Regions from separate parts of the Mus musculus genome. Here region 2 is linked to region 1. A link is a contact called in ENCODE Hi-C or POLR2A ChIA-PET data. All regions are on one chromosome and are shown on one strand. Each heading gives the region's core, a stretch centred on a gene start or an enhancer-like site at or near the end of the contact. The rest is flanking DNA. Distances are from core to core; before and after follow the strand shown.

Region 1 (7,903 bases), core at 2,219-4,718:
ATGGCATCAATAAGGCACACTGCTGGGTGTCTATGAGGGCTTTCCACAGAGAATTAAATGAGGGGGAAGAAAACCAAGCCTGAATGTGCTAGCCCCATCGAATGGGCTGCTGGAGTTCCAGACTGAATACCCATAAGTCAGTCAACTGAGCAGCAGCACTGCCCTTTCTACTTCCTGATTCAAAGATATGTGAGCAAGCAGCCTCAGGCTCCCCCTGGCAGAGCCACTTGCCACCGTACCCCATCACCAGAAAGAACTGTATCCCTCCAAACCATGAACTAAAATAAACATCCTTTCATTTGCTTTGATGTGGTACCAGGTCATAACAACCAAAACAGTAGAACCCCATTCTGCTTCAAAAACTACTAAGTGGGATGCTTTGAAATTCTAAAATCCCTGGTTAATTCTAGCAGATTTGTCAAGTTCAGAATACAGTATGAAACACAATTAGAACCTACTAACTGTATTCTGAAGCCTGTCAGCAGCACACCGGAACAAGACATGACACAGGTCGTCACACTACACACCACCACAACCCTATCTTCACGTGCACATATCCCAGAGGTGTCTGTCATTAGCTTCTGCTCATATCTAGTACTGTACATCATGGAAAGATAACAGGTCATGGGGGCTGGAGAGATGGCTCAGTGGTTAAGAGCACTGACTGCTCTTCCAGAGGTCCTGAGTTCAATTCCCAGCAACCACATGGTGGCTCACAACCATCTATAATGGGATCCGATGCCCTCTTCTGATGTCTGAAGACAACAACAGTGTACTCATATACATTAAATGAATAAATAAATCTTTAAAAAAAAAGATAACAGGGGCTAACTCTTCACAGGACCTGGGACGGTTTAGGCTTTGAAGGAGAATTCATGTGCTTCATCCAGATGGTACACTACAGAAAAGCTCCTCCACACCACAGCTCCATCACCCCAGACTTCCACTAACCCCCTTTAGAAAAGAGGACTCACTGTGCCCCTTTCCTAGATACCGGCAGTGGAAGCTGGGCAATAGCATGGTGAAGTCACTTTGGGTAAAACAAAAAGGGGGAGGCAAAAACCAAATCTATTTCCTTAAGAATTTAAATAACAAGCCTCTCCTTGATACAGCTGTAAATTCCCAGGAGTGCTGTGGGAGAAAAAATTTTTTAAAAAACTCTATCATACCCCTCTGGAAGAGAGGAAAGAAGAAAAAATAATAGTGATAACAACCCCAGTAACCAGGGTGCACAGGACAATAAAGAACATGGAAGTCAGGTCAGGATAAAGTATCTTGTGCATGACAGGTTTACAGTCAGGTACAACGAGAAGATCATCTTTTCTAATAAATGCAGTGTGACTCCTAGAGCTGATGGGACCCGGAGGTGGGTCAGTTCTAATGCCTCTGCTCTCCAGCCCTGTGATCTAGAATGCTGTGAAATTCTCCTGCTGCTTCAGCCCTCTGCCCTGGAAAATGTGGAGTAGAATAGTCTCAATTTAAACAAGAATAATGACAAAAATGGTCAAAATGATACAACTCCAATATCAACTGGAATATTAAACATCACAAATAATTAGCATCATATCAAAACCTGCTGCCTAAGCCTAACCATACTGCCCCTAAAATGTATTAGCAAGCATCTGTGAATCATCTCCCTACCCCCTTCATAGAATACTGCCATGCTCATTACGTATATCCACACCACAAGTGAGTTAGGCAAGAGATCACAGCAGTGAAGGTGACATCCCATGCTCATGTGGTTTGAGGCTGACACCTTTCATTCCTTCAATCCTTACACCGACTTTGAAGTTACTCCAAGCTCAGCCCCCGAGGAACTGACCTAGGAGATGACACAGCATAGTACTAGGCCAGCATGGATGCTAGGGAACAGTCTAGATGCCCAAGGAGGCCCCAGTCTTTAAGCTTCTGCTGAGCCTCTGGGTCTTGCTATTGAGAAAATCCACAGGCTCAACACAAGCTTAAAGGTTGGGGACTCCTTGGGCAGTCTAAAATACATTTTGTCCTGTATGTGAGCCTCATTGAGGTGAACCACAGACACTGAGACCCACGGTTACTCAACATCTAATGCACTGCAGAAGAGGGGCTTGAAACAGATCTCTTGGAGCCTGCCTGACATTACACACTGACTACACAAAGGCACACAGATGATAAACTACCCTTTGCAAGCAGCTGCTATAGTAACTTGAAGACTGCCTTTAGAGGAAACACAATGCTGAACTTTAACACAACCTACTGCTGTAGATCCCTAACTTTCCGAAGAGTCCCCTCTAAAAAGCTATCTGGCACTAATCTTGTCTGGCATGGTGCTTCCATAGGCTACCAGTGTCTAACAGACATCTGTTTCATCTTCAACTGGGAGCAGTTAGAGCCAGGAAGGCTTCAAGAACTAATTCCAAGACTTAACTAAAACTAAAAGGCTAACTATAGTACAACGTTCACTGAATGTAAGTAAACTTAACAAATGCCACTTGCTGGCAGGAGACAGTCATCCTGGACCTTCCCACTCAATCAACTGTTGCCCCAATAGAAAGTAGAAGCCAAGGAACTTGTCCCACAGTGACACTATTTTAAGTGACTACTGCTAAGTGTCAAGTCCCGGCCATGGGCTCCTAGCAGCTGGCTCCTCAGGCAAGGAGCCAGTCCTCTTATAATGGGATCTAGTTACTTCCAGCTTCTGGAGGAAACTAAAAGCTCATCCCAACAGCAGGCAAGCCCCAAGGCTAGAAAACCATGATCCCTTGCCTTTGCCTCTCCCAGTCTCTGTTCACTCTCGCCTTCACCTCCCTAGCACGTTGCAGAAATTAAATAAAGCTCGCTCAACAGCGGGGGCCAGATGCTCTTCTCTGAGCACTAGGTTTGTGATTGGAGGAGCGGAAGGCGCTGCCCAGGCCCGGAGGAGCGAAGGCTGGGAGCAGCGGGCTGCACGGCAGGGACTGGGGACCGGTCCAGGAAGAAGCGAAAATCTGGCGTCTAGGTAGAGATAGGAGTGTCGGGGCAACCAGAAGGCTGGGGACTGGGGCGGAGTCTGGGACATAAGTCTAGGTTTCTGGTTTTCAGAACGGAGGCAGAGGTGGAACTGGGTCGTAAGGAGCTCGGCCTTACATGTTTGAGGCAACTCTCCTTGAGCTTCTCCACCGATGTGTCCTCGGTCGCCTCCTCCAGCCACTCGGCGCCGTCGGCTGCGCAGATGTGCAGCCGAAGCACCTTGCCCGCGAAGATCTTCTCCTCCTGCACGAACATCGCGCCGCCGCCCGGGCCTGCACCCGCCGCCCGAACCAGTGAAGGTCACTGAGGCTGGCGGGAGGACCAGGGGCGGGGCCGGGCCGCCGTGCGCTCCTTCGCTGGCCGCCGCCGCCCCGCCCCGGCTCCTGTCAGCTCCGCCGCCCGTCACTGAAGGGGCAGGAGCTGTACCCTTGCTGCCACTGCCCGTGTCGCCGTAGCCGCCCGGAGCGCGCGGTCGCAGCCGCGCCGGAAGTGCGTAATGAGCGCCCGTGGGTATGCCGGGAAATGTGGTTTTTTTTTGGCAGGCATTCTGCTGTTGCCCACCCCACCCCCCGCACCCCCCGCCCGCACCGCGCCGGAAATAGGTAAAGTGCACCAAGGCACGCCGGGAGTTGTCGTTCCCAGGCAGGCTCACGGCCCCCTTACCAAAAATTAATGTGTGAGGTGGGTCAGATGCATACCGGGAGTTGTAGTTCTCCATATACCTCATTCCTTCAGCACCTCCCAGCCTTGTTACCTGATTTGCTGGTCTGTTGGAATTGAAAAGGGCTCCGGAGTCAAGTACACAAGATAATACGTCTGGGTCAGGGCACTAGAAATGTGTCACAGTTGTAAGTGCTTGTATGCCATGCACAAAGCCCTGGGTTTGCTCCTCGGCGCAGCATACGCCTGGCACAGGTTTATAATCCTGAACGTTTAGGCAGAACCAGAAGGTCAAACAGGTCATCCTTGACTACATAATGAGTTCAGAACCACTCTGGAATACAAGCCTGCATAAAACACATACAAATGCGCGTGCGTACACACACACACACACACACACACACACACACACACACACACACACACGCATGCGCGCACACACTCACACATACGGGATGGGGGGCCCTGGCTCGGTGGTTAGGATTACTTTCTACTCTTGCTGAGGATCCTGTGTTTCTCAGAACCCACAATGGTGCTTCAGAATTATCTTGAAGATCAGACACACTGTTGATACATATATGTAAGCACAATACTTACAAAATAAATCTTTTTAAGCTAAAAAAAAACAAATAAAAAATAAATAATATCATAATTATTAGTGATCCAGGAATGGTGGTGTGGAGGTAGGAGGAACAGTTCAAGTTCATAGTCATCTTTGACAAGATCCATGAGCTCTTGCCACAGATCTGTGTCTTGGCAGATGGTACAGAACTAAGCAATAAGGGTTGTGAGGAGTGGGTCTGAGGCCCCTCCAGCTGGTCTTCAAGTTCCCCAGGCCTCTCCCCAACAAACCCCTTGCTCTTTGTCCAAAGCCTAGGCTACTAAGCCCCAGTCTTCAGAGGCCTAATGTCCTCTTTCTCTTGGAAGCCTGTCATGGTGCCACCTAGGGCATAATAAGAATGTTTGCAAGTATTTCCACATAGCCCATTCAGCATCCTACCACTGGATATACTGAAAGAAGTACCCAGAGGGACACGGGACAAGTCCCTTCCATATGCTTGATCTGGCTCTCCAGGATTCCCAAGAGTGAAGTGAGCAGAAGGAATTGTGGAGACAGTGATCTTTGCAATGTGTGTATGAGGTCCCTTTGGAGCTGGAGACAACAGATCCTCTCCTCCAAAACCTCCAGGCTTCTATGTGAACACAGAGATACCCCTCAGAGCACTATGAGGAAGGATAGGCTGCCCAGCCTCCCAGGTCAGCCTTACTACAGAAGCCCGGCAGGCACAGCTCTGTGGGTGCTCATGCAGTATTCAAGGGAGAATGCATCTCCCTCTACTCACCAGCTGGGCTAAGGCAAGGAGCTTGCATGGAGACTCAGCTTCTGCCCATCTGGTGCCATTCTGTACCTTGTCCAGTTTCAGTCTCTGCTTCAGAGAACATGCTGTCCCCTCCCTGCCTGCCTATAGGAAGGCGCGTGCTCGTAGAGTACCTGCTGTTTATGCTGGGGATGCAACGGGGAGGGTTGAGTGAAGTTCCTTGGCTGGCAGATCCTGTTTTCCTGCGATGGGCCAGCCAGACAAGGCTCTGAAGACTCTTTTTTTCTTTTTAAAGATTTATTTATTTATTTATTTATTTATTTTATTTATTTATTATATGTAAGTACACTGTAGCTGTCTTCAGACACTCCAGAAGAGGGCGTCAGATCTCGTTACGGATGGTTTTGAGCCACCATGTGGTTGCTGGGATTTGAACTCAGGACCTTTGGAAGAGCAGTCAGTGCTCTTACCCGCTGAGTCATCTCACCAGCCCGAAGACTCTTAATTAAAGCAACAGAAATTAGTTTTAGCCACCCCAGAGGAAAAAAAGAAATGTACAGAGTGGTCCCTAGGGGCTCTCTCAGAATCTCCACTGGCCAAGAAGACTAGGTAAAAGTCGGAAGTTCATTCAACACAGGGCCCACCTAGGCAAACACAGTACTACCTTCACACTGGATCCCCTAGTCCAGGCCCTACCTCACAAAGCTTGACAAGTAAGATCCAAGCAACCTGTAGCTTGTAACACTACTTACACCCTTAGGGTCACCTTCCTATCTATATGGTTTTCAAGAACAGAACAAGTCAGATGCTCCCAGAGCCAGTCAGCTCTCCATCTCAATTGGTCTGAGTATGACAGGTCCAGGGCCCATCTAGGAACCAGAGAGCCAGTCTTGGCAGATCTGTGGCAAGATGGCTGCCACACCAGGTACTGGTTCCACTCCAGCACCAAGAGTTCACAGGAGGAGGTGGCTGACAGGAACATGGCCCTCCTTCCCATGGCCTCCTACCCTCTGCCCTGGCAAGCACCCTGGGGAAACATGCCCTGTGTAGTGTCATGTACATGTTATGTTGTAATGTAGTACATGTTGTGTTGGCATTAGCTATGGTAGACAAGGTGGGAAGGCTCTCCCTGCAAAAAGGGCATCAGCTCTGATACAAATGCTTCTGCTAGTCATGAACAGGACAGAGTCCCCACACTGCAAATTTTACCAAAAAAGGGGGATACTGCAATACCTGGAGCAGACCACTAGAAGGCGCGAATAAGCCACTGTCAGCTCAGAGCAGGTATTTGTGAGTTGGCTGGTTGTATGGAATGAATGTGCATACTGTGTAAGCATGTATATGGATGTACATATGTTTGTGTACAGATGTATATGAATGCATTTATATGGGAGTATGCTGGTGTGTGTTTGTGTCTGTAGGAATACCAGTATGTATGGTACTGGTAGGTGGTGAACATAAACGCAGGAGCAGGTGTGCAGGTGAGCAGGTGAGCAGGTGTGCAGGTGTGCAGGTGTGGGTTCGACCTGGAACCCCAAGGCTTGGCAACCTGCAGAATGGGATGTGTAGAGCACTGAGGAGCAGCACCACCAGAGGAGGTTGCTGGGAATGGGCCATGAAGGATAACTGTGTTTTCCAGGCAACAAGTGAAGGAAATAGAAGGGCATGCTTCCATGCTCCCCTGTGGTGCACTGAGGGGATCCAGTTTGAGAAGTGTATCTCTGGTCCAACACTTTACAATAGGAGAGAGGGGAGACAAAGCCAGTACCAGGTCATCTGATTCAGCTTCTAAAGAGCCCCTATCCCCCCACCCCACCCCACCCTCACCCCAAGGCCTTCCTGAGCTGCCTAAACACCAGCCACCATGGCTGACCACGGTTAGAGTGTCCTGGGATAGCTACAGCTCCACAAAGGAGCCTGTGGCTCGAAACAACAGGAATGTTTTCTCACCTGTGCTGGGGATTCGTGATCAGCATCAAGTTCCCATTGGGACTGGCCATCCCAGGCCCCTCCCAGCGGCTCTCTCAGCCCTGGACACCCTTAACCTTGGCTCATATAGCTGGACTATTCCCTGCTGAGTCTTCGTGTTCTCTCCTCTTTCTTTCTTGGTTTTTGTTTGTTTGTTTGTTTTGTTTTGTTGGTTGGTTTTTTGTTTTTTGAGACAGGGTTTCTCTGTGTAGCCCTGGCTGTCCTGGAGCTCACTTTGTAGACCAGGCTGGCCTTGAACTCAGAAATCTGTCCGTCTCTGCCTCCCAAGTGCTGGGATTAAAGGCGTGCACCGCCACCGCCTGGCGTGTTCTCTCCTCTTATAAGGAAACCCGTTATTGAATCAGCACCACCCAAACTAGAACAAGCTCATCTGAGATCTTAAACCAAAGGACCTAAAGACCCCCTCCTTCAAAGCCATATTCTCGGGTTCCAAGTGGGCATGAGTTTGGGGACCTTCAAGTTGCAGCACTAGCGGAGAGGCCGTGGGCACTTACTAGCACAGGACTGTGTTGCTGTCCCCTATCCTCCCTATGCTACCCCATTCTGCACATACAAGCCCCCGCCTCCCAGTGACATTTGGGCTCAATTTTGACCTCTCAGCTCCCCGGGAGGTCAGCCCCAAGGATCCAGTGCCCAAGGTGGACAGAAATGAGGCAGAAAGAACCTCCCACCCCCAAGCCACAGCATCAGGAGTTGTGAAATGTGAGTGATCCCCAAGGTTAATTAATTATTACATTAAAATGCACCCGTTAAGGGGCCGCAAACAGGAAGTATTAATCACCATCTCCTCAGACTGACAGGCGCATTTCCCTAAGTTCTGCTGGCTGCTGACTTAACCAAATGTTAATCTCCCCGCGGCTGCCATTTCCCATGAAGTCACAGCTCATGAATATTCCGACATCTCAATTTGCTTTTTATAAGGACAGACTTATTATTTCATTTTTAAG
Region 2 (7,903 bases), core at 4,025-6,524, 220 kb after region 1:
CACTGTGTATGTGCAAGGGCTGGGAGTAAGTCCTCCTTTCCACACTGTCATGGTGCCTGTCCACTTCTGGCCTGGCCTGCCCTGAGTCCTGTCTCTGTGATATCTATCCCAGCATCTCTTCTGAAATGTCCTGTCACCCTCAGCTCCAAGTGCCTCGTACAAGTATGGTGGAGACACCACTGGCTCTCCTCCTTCAGCCTCACAGCAGTCATTTCACAGGTAGAGCCTGCCCTCTGATCCCATATGAGGCACCTGCTGGCTTGAGAAGGAGAGAGCCTGGCTTGTCCACAGTGTCTCAGCAGTCTGAGGCCTCCACAAGGTGGTAGAAAGAGAACATTGCTGCAGCTCTGTCAGGAGCAGTGGGGGTGCACAGAGCGTGCCCTTTTCAGATATATTTGTTAACAAGGTCATTTACCACTGATGGAATCCTGACCACGAGTTTTCCCTGTAGCATCAAAATATAATTTCCAAAAATTAAAAGCAGATTCTCAGGTCTGGAGAGATGGCTCAGCAGTTAAGATTATTCTAGTGCCGGGCAGTGGTGGCTCACACCTTTAATCCCAGGACTTGGGAGACAGAGGCAGGCAGATTTCTGAGTTCAAGGCCAGCCTGGTCTACAGAGTGAGTTCCAGAAAACAAACACACACACACACACACACACACACACACACACACACACACACACAAAGCAGACTCTCACGGAGGGAACCCATGTCATCAAGGAACACTGGAGGGACAGAACGTGAGTCCTCCAGGGACAGGAGGTAGCTAGGACAGAGTTCTCTCAGTGCCAGCCCACCCCACCTCTACTGAGTGGGTACCGGGAGCAGTTCATACAACCTTAGCTAGGGCTAGTGAGAAATTACTGAGAAATGACCATCAGCCTCTGTGCAGTGCTAACCAGGGTGAGATCACAGGACCTGAGGCCCCCTGTGGCCGAGGAGGAAAACAGCTGAAAGGGGAAAGCTGGCCAGGCTGGGAACACCGTCATACCCTGGGCTGAAAAGCCGTGGGCCACAAAAGCCTCCTGGTACGGATCCTTCCTCATTCTGGCTTTAGGCAAACTTTGGCCTAAATCTATCTATACAGTTGGGTGAGGCAGTGCACACCTGTAACCCCAACATCAAAAAGCAAACGCAAAAGGATTCCAGCTTTGAAGACAAGACTGGGCTACACGGCAAATCCTTTCTCCCTCTCCTTGCTGAAATGTGCAAAGGCTCCTGAAGGGTAAGCACCCATCCTGCAGTGGCCTGCAGAGCCCCTGAGCTGACCGGAGGAGACACTACTCTCTTCCACTGCCCTGGCTATGGGAACCAGCGACCCCACGGTTCTCTAAGCAGTCCTTACTTTTTATACCCTTGTGTTAAGAGTTACTTTGGGGGGCTGGAGAGGTGGCTCAGCGGGTAAGAGCACTGACTGCTCTTCCCGAAGGTCCTGAGTTCAATTCCCAGCAACCACATGGTGGCTCACAACCACCCGTGATGAGGTCTGACGCCCTCTTCTGGTGCATCTGAAGACAGCTACGGTGTACTTACATATAATAATAAATAAATAAATCTTAAAAAAAAAAAAAAGAGTTACTTTGGTTCTGCCATCTGTAGTTTCCAGGACTCTGGACTCTACCATACTCCTCAGCAACTGCTGTCCCCAGTGTCCCTCTGCCTGTTCTCATGGATAATGAGCACTCTGCAAATACTAAGCAGCCATCTTCAATAGCCTGTGCAAGCAGAAGGCACCGGGCGCCATGGGAAGGAGGAACAGAGGGGAGGCATGAAGGCCTCACTACCGCTGGCAGCAGTGACAGAGCACTCACCTGTGTTTCTGCCTGTGGATAACACACTCTGTGCCTAGCCACCTGTCCAACATCTCCTACTCTCAATTCGCAATGTCCTCTAGAGGGACACAGGAAGTGAGCCAAAGGGGCTCTGGAATCACGTGGCCTGTCTGTCACCTGGTACCATTATTTGCAATATCAGAGACTAAACACCTCCTTGCCAGACAGCTCTGGACACATTCTAGATGCTGTGGTGAGTACCTGCCAGGTCTCCTTTCAAGTCCTTCACCAACAACTTTAGGGGCAACCACAGATGTGTTCTCTCTCCACGGAGGACTGAAGGGGAGAGAAAGAGCCCCGAGGTCACCAAGAGCTTAGGGGCACAGGCTTCAGGGCACACTCCTGTTCTCCTAGGTCTCTACAGAAATCCTTCAGTGCCCAGGAGAATAAGTGCAGGTGTCAACTGCCAACTCAGATTGTGCTAAACATGACAGTTTGAGATAACAGATTTCAACAGAGCAGGGTTTGTTCTGGGAAATACTTAAGATAAGAAAGGCCCAAGCCAGAGCCACATAAATATGAGAATGGCCTTTGGATCCACTGAACAGTAGATCTTTTGTTAGCCTATCTGTCATAAGGAAAACCGCTATTTCCCCGCAAAGTCAGAGAAGAGAAAAAAACTTCACCATACGTTTTTGAGGAAGTGGCAGGTGTCCTCAACCTAAGACACAAGATTGAGGACGCCCTCCCTCCAGACACAAGCTGGGGACCCCCACCCCCACCCCAACCCCCACGACCTTTTCCAGCTGCTCATTCAATTAGAAAAGATTGAGGAGCAGGAAGACAAGCATAAAGTACCTTCTAGCTAATTGTCAACCATGGCAACACAGCCAGTCCAACCAGAGACTAGGGTCGGGACTAGGAGAAGCCACTAGGTGCTATTTCATGGAGGCAGGAAGAAACTACTGGGGAGGACCCAATACAAGGCCTGCATGTCCAACTCACAGGTGACTGATTACCCCTAAGCACCCTCTGTCCTGTTAGATCACCCAGGCAGGAAGCCAGCAGGAAGCATAGCCAAGTGGAGGCCAGGCAGAAGGTCTAGTGCTTCCCATATTCTACACACAAGTCTACAAGGCAAGGCACGGAAGGTACTGAGGTCACTGTCACAGGAGGACTGGAGTGAGAGTCAGAAGCTTCCTGGGGAAGCTGTCCAACATGACAGGCATCACATGGGATGTCATCACTTCTGTAGGTGTTGTAAGGGATCCTGCAGTTAGGCAGGATCCCTTACAACAGGTGACCAGACACCTCCAGAAGTTAGGATCCACCCAGCAGCCTAGGCTGGGACTGATAACACTAGGGTTAGCACCTACCAAGTCCTCAGGTGACTTGCTTCAGGAGCCTCTGACATCCTGACTCAGGCAGTTCTGCCCTCAACATCCTGCACCCCTCTTCAGGCCCTCACCTGCCCCTGCCAGTCAGCTTTCACTTTCACCACACCTTGCCCCATCTTCTAGGCACCAGTCACTCTTTAAAGACAACTGCAGTTCACTAAGCCAACCACAGCATTAGCTGTGCATTTTTACTGTGGCACTTTTGGAACTGTTCTTCCTTTCAAATTCCGGGGACAACTGCAGCACTCTCTGTTGGTTTGGTTAATAGAAGAGCCAGCTTATAACACGTGATGTGGCTTGTACAAGTTAGCTACCAGATTGAAAGCCAGAACTGATATAAGCAAAAAAGCTGCCAACAAGTCTTGCCAGGGTCACCTGCAGGTCCACCAACAAGCATTAAGAAATGGAAAATCCTCTCCTCTATTGAGTGGCAAAAAATAAAAATAAAACCCCCACAAAAAACCAGTGTATAAACTGTCTTTTCACTGTCTTGTCTCACTTTTGGCTAGTGCTTGTCAAGGACTTAAGGAAACTGAGATGGCTCAAAGTTTAAAAGCACAGACTGCATCAGGGTGTTGTGGGTGCTCGCCTTTAATACCAGCCCTCAGAAGGCAGAAGCAAGCGGATCTTTCTGAGTTCAAGGCCAACCTGGTCTATAGAGTGAGTTCTAGGACAGCCAAGACTACACAGAGAATCCCTGGCTTGAAAAACTATAAATAAAGAGGCAAACAAAGAAAACCCCACACACTGCTCTTTCAGTCTGGAGTGTCATTCCCAGCTCCCTCCACCTCTGATTCCAGCTGCAGGGAATCCAAAACCTCTGCCTTCCAAGGGAAACTGCACTCACCTGCACACACCCACGCCCATGTAATTCAAAACAAATTAAGTATTAAGAAGAAAGAAAAAGAAAACTTACGACCCAAGAGAACAATGTCATTAGATTCTACATAAGGACCAAAGCAGAGGTCAATGGATTCAAGGCCAGCCTGGACAACGTCATGAAACTGTCTCAAAAAAATAAAAAAATATAAGTCAAAGTGCCCCAACAATGAGGAAAGAGAGGGTAAACATTTTAAAATAGTCATCTGCAATTGCGTACTTGGAAAAAGGGCTTCTTTGCAAATCTGTTTAAGAAGAACACAGCAGTGTTCAACATCAGACCTAAAACCAAAGGTGCAGGAAAAAGAGTAACAATTTGTTGTCTTGCCCTGAGAGATCTGTAATTAGAGGTTAGTTCAACAGTTGTAAGCCAGTGAAGCCAAATGTAAGCCAGTGCTGGGAAGGCCACTTAAATTCCATTTACAGGAGCTGCTCCAAGGGGTCTGAGTTCTACAAAGGTGAGTAACTAAACATATATGGGAAGATTTCCTGAAAGCTATGGCTAGTGACCCAGAAGCCCAGCAAGAAGACGCTTTGTAAACTTTCTGCTGTTGCAGAGCAGTCCCCAGAGTGGGTATCTAAGTTTCTCAGCCCAATGCCCACCATATGGTCGGCTACCTAGCAAACGAGGCTGAGGTTTGACAGGAATGGGGACCTTCCTGAGTGGAGAGGGTAGCCTCTGAAATGCAATTGCTGGGTATGGGGAAAGTCAAACTGATCGGGTAGTGGCTAGGATAAGTGGTTGGGGACATGTTGAAGTCGGTGTTCTGAGCTGGCGACCTCAGGAAAGCCATCGGCCCCATCTGTGGGGCTTCGCCCACGTAGCTGTTGCGTCGGAGGAACGTCCACCGGCGCGCGGGGCCCTCACCTCGCACGTCCGCCGCCAGCGCTCGCCAGGTGGGTGCGTAGCCGATGCAGTGGCCGCACCACGACGAGTGGAACTGCACCAGCCACGCGGCTGAGCTGTTGCCCGTGGCCGACCGCACGCTGCCGCTGTCCAGCAACCACACGGCGTCTGAGCCCTCGCGGTAGAGCCGCGCCCCGCCGCCCTCCCGGGGCCCCACTGCCGCCACCACCGCCAGCAGGAAGAGCAGCCGCGGCAGCCGCGCGGCTCGAAGAGACGGTGGCTGCCGCGCATAAGCTCCTGGATCCCGCGCCACAGCCCGGGCGGCAGCCATGTTGGGAGTGCCGCCGGCGCGTTGACCTTTCACCCTGGCAACCGGCGTCACGTGCTTGCGCGCGCCGGTCCCGCCCTAGGCACTAGCCCCGCCCCCGAATCCGCTAATCTTCCCAGGCACTACTCTTCGTTCTCGCCCCGCCCTCGTAATTTGACCCCCCTCCCCAGCACTGGTCATTCCAGGTCCCGCACAGCTCGCTTTTTTGCTCCGCCCCCGAACATTGTTCCCGCCCCAGAATGTAGGCCCCGCCTCATTCCTTAAGTCTGCTCCGCCCCTGTGCTCCTGGCCCCGCCCCTGCCTCTGGTCATTGGCCCTATCCCAATTAAAAAAAACTCTTAAAAATCTTAAAACCCGCAAGCAATTTTCACCTAGTGAAAGTCCTGGGCCTAAGTAGCCAGATTTAGCAAGGGGAAATAGCCCGTGCCATGTTGAATGTTGAGTAAACACCAGGCCAAGATTTTCAGTCTGAAATGCAGATTTAATAGGACAAAAACAGATCGAAAAAATATTTGCTATATGCCTGTATTTCTTATGTAGCATGAATCCTAGATTTTACATGCAACCTATGATTTTACCTGTCAACTTCAAACATCCACGATGATCCCTTGACCTTTTTATAACCCACATGATACAGTAGAACCACCTGGTAAAGTTGGCTGGCTTCCTGCTAAGATGGTAGAAAGGAGAGGTAGACCTGACTCTTCTTTTTTAGACAGGGTTCTAAGGCTGGCATGGAGTTCACTATGTGCCTGAATCTGTCCTCCTGCCTCCCTGGACTGGGATTACACATGTGCACCACCATGTCTGGCTTCTCCAATCACTCAGTCTACTTTCCTATGCTAATGTTCTGCTTTCTCCAAACACTAGAGAGAATATGTAATCTCTTCTACTTCCTGTTTGTCTACCTGATCTCTCACTGTACGGTTTTTCCTACTTCACTCCCTGTCAACTGGTCTCTTGTTCTTCCTCTTGACCTATTTAATATTGTTTACAATAAACCAGGCGTGGTGGCGCATACCTTTAATCCCACCACTTGGGAGGCAGAGGCAGGCAGATTTCTGAGTTCGAGGCCAGCCTGGTCTACAGAGTGAGTTCCAGGACATCCAGGGCTATACAGAGAAACCCTGTCTTGAAAAGCCTATCTATATCTATATCTATATCTATATCTATATCTATATCTATATCTAATCTATACTGTTTACAATAAACAGAAAGCTCATGGATTAAAGGTGTGTGCTAAGGGCTGAGCCACACCACAACTAGAAACCGGTTTTATTCTCAGTAAATAACACAGTCTTGGGGTTTACATTGTGATCAAATATCCTGCAACAGGGAGACATGGTTGGGAGACAAATACAGAGAAGCTATTTGATTTTTAATGGTCACCAGAGGATGAATAAGCAGGACAAGGGACCAGAGAGACTGGTAGGGAAACTGCCTGGGGGTAGGGTGGGGGGAGGCAGTCATGAGAGTAGGACTGGCTTCTTCTTCTTCTTCTTCTTCTTCTTCTTCTTCTTCTTCTTCTTCTTCTTCTTCTTCTTCTTCTTTGTCGTCGTCGTCGTCGTCGTTGTTTAAATTTTGAGACAGAGTTTCTCTGTGTAACCCTGGCTGTCCTGGAACTCACTCTGTAGACCAGGCTGGCCTCGAACTCAGAAATCCGCCTGCCTCTGCCTCCTGAGTGCTGGGATTAAAGGCGTGTGCCACCATGCCCAGCAGGACTGGCTTCTTGACCCTCAGTTTGTATGTGGAAAGGATCTGGACAAGGCCAGCCTGGGATGGGAGAGCTTGATCTTCAGGTCCCAACTCTACACAGAAGGCAAGAAAGTCTGAGGCAGGATGGATAAGGAAACTTCAGGGGATATGAGAGAGTCTGGAGATTGGCTGACGCTTGTCTCTAGCTGATAGTCAAGAATTCCAATGCAGTTAACATTTGCTGACACAGAGACAACATTTTAAAATAAGGATGTTAAAGTAGCAGCAAGCCATGTTTGTGTCTTTTCGATCTAAACCTGCAGGTTTCTAGGAATTTCACAAGGAACTCATTTACAGGAAAAGTAGTTCCTTAAACTCCTTGTGGCCCAAGGTTTTATTTTACCAGATTGTAATTCCATCCAGATGGCTTCAGAACCATCCTATAATCTCACTTATTGGAAAGGGGAAAAGAGGAAGAGGAAGGGAGAGTCCCTTAGATATCTGTTGAGCAAAAAACTCTGATAGCCTCTGAAATCCTATACATGGCTATTTCAAAGCCACTTAGATATGACTCTCCTTTGAGAAGTCAACACCCAGGATTGGGTGTGCCTTATTTTTTCCCTAAGCATCTCTCTATTAACTACTATGCTGAAGTTTTTGTTGCTTTCTTCCTAATGAACTCTGACTTCACTACCATCTGGCCCATCCTGAAATTCTTATCTGTGGCAAAGTCAAGGATCTGGTGTTACCTGGATGGGGATCTTTGAAAGTTGAGGAGACTCTGCAGGTTGCTGGGGACTACATGAGCTATGTCTACTGCTGAACTATGTCTCACTGATGACAAGTCCACTGTAGTCCCAGCCCATGCAGCCAGTCCTGGGGCAGGGCTCAGACAGCAGGCAAGATGAGAATACACTTTCCAGGGAGTTTATGGTTCCCAACCATTTGTAAGAGCCCCAGTGGCCTTTGTATATGTTTTATGA

Evidence for each region. A loop is a pair of places that touch in the nucleus more often than their neighbours do. ChIA-PET counts read pairs that join two places held with the same protein, here RNA polymerase II (POLR2A).
Region 2: a loop to region 1 is called in a map of gastrocnemius, with 2.9 times the contacts of the local background. The contact joins the promoter of Qsox2 here to the promoter of Ubac1 in region 1. A Hi-C loop is called at or near these places in 1 of 37 maps with a recorded cell type or tissue (gastrocnemius). POLR2A ChIA-PET finds 5 or more read pairs at or near these places in 1 of 5 experiments (embryonic stem cell).

Annotation. Positions count from the first base shown.
Region 1 is chr2:26,018,292-26,026,194 of GRCm38, forward strand. Ubac1 (ubiquitin associated domain containing 1) reads right to left here and starts at 3,469. Exons shown (of 10, transcript NM_133835.2): 1 at 3,106-3,469. The coding sequence starts at 3,243.
Region 2 is chr2:26,232,125-26,240,027 of GRCm38, forward strand. Qsox2 (quiescin Q6 sulfhydryl oxidase 2) reads right to left here and starts at 5,275. Exons shown (of 12, transcript NM_001302956.1): 1 at 4,919-5,275. The coding sequence starts at 5,228.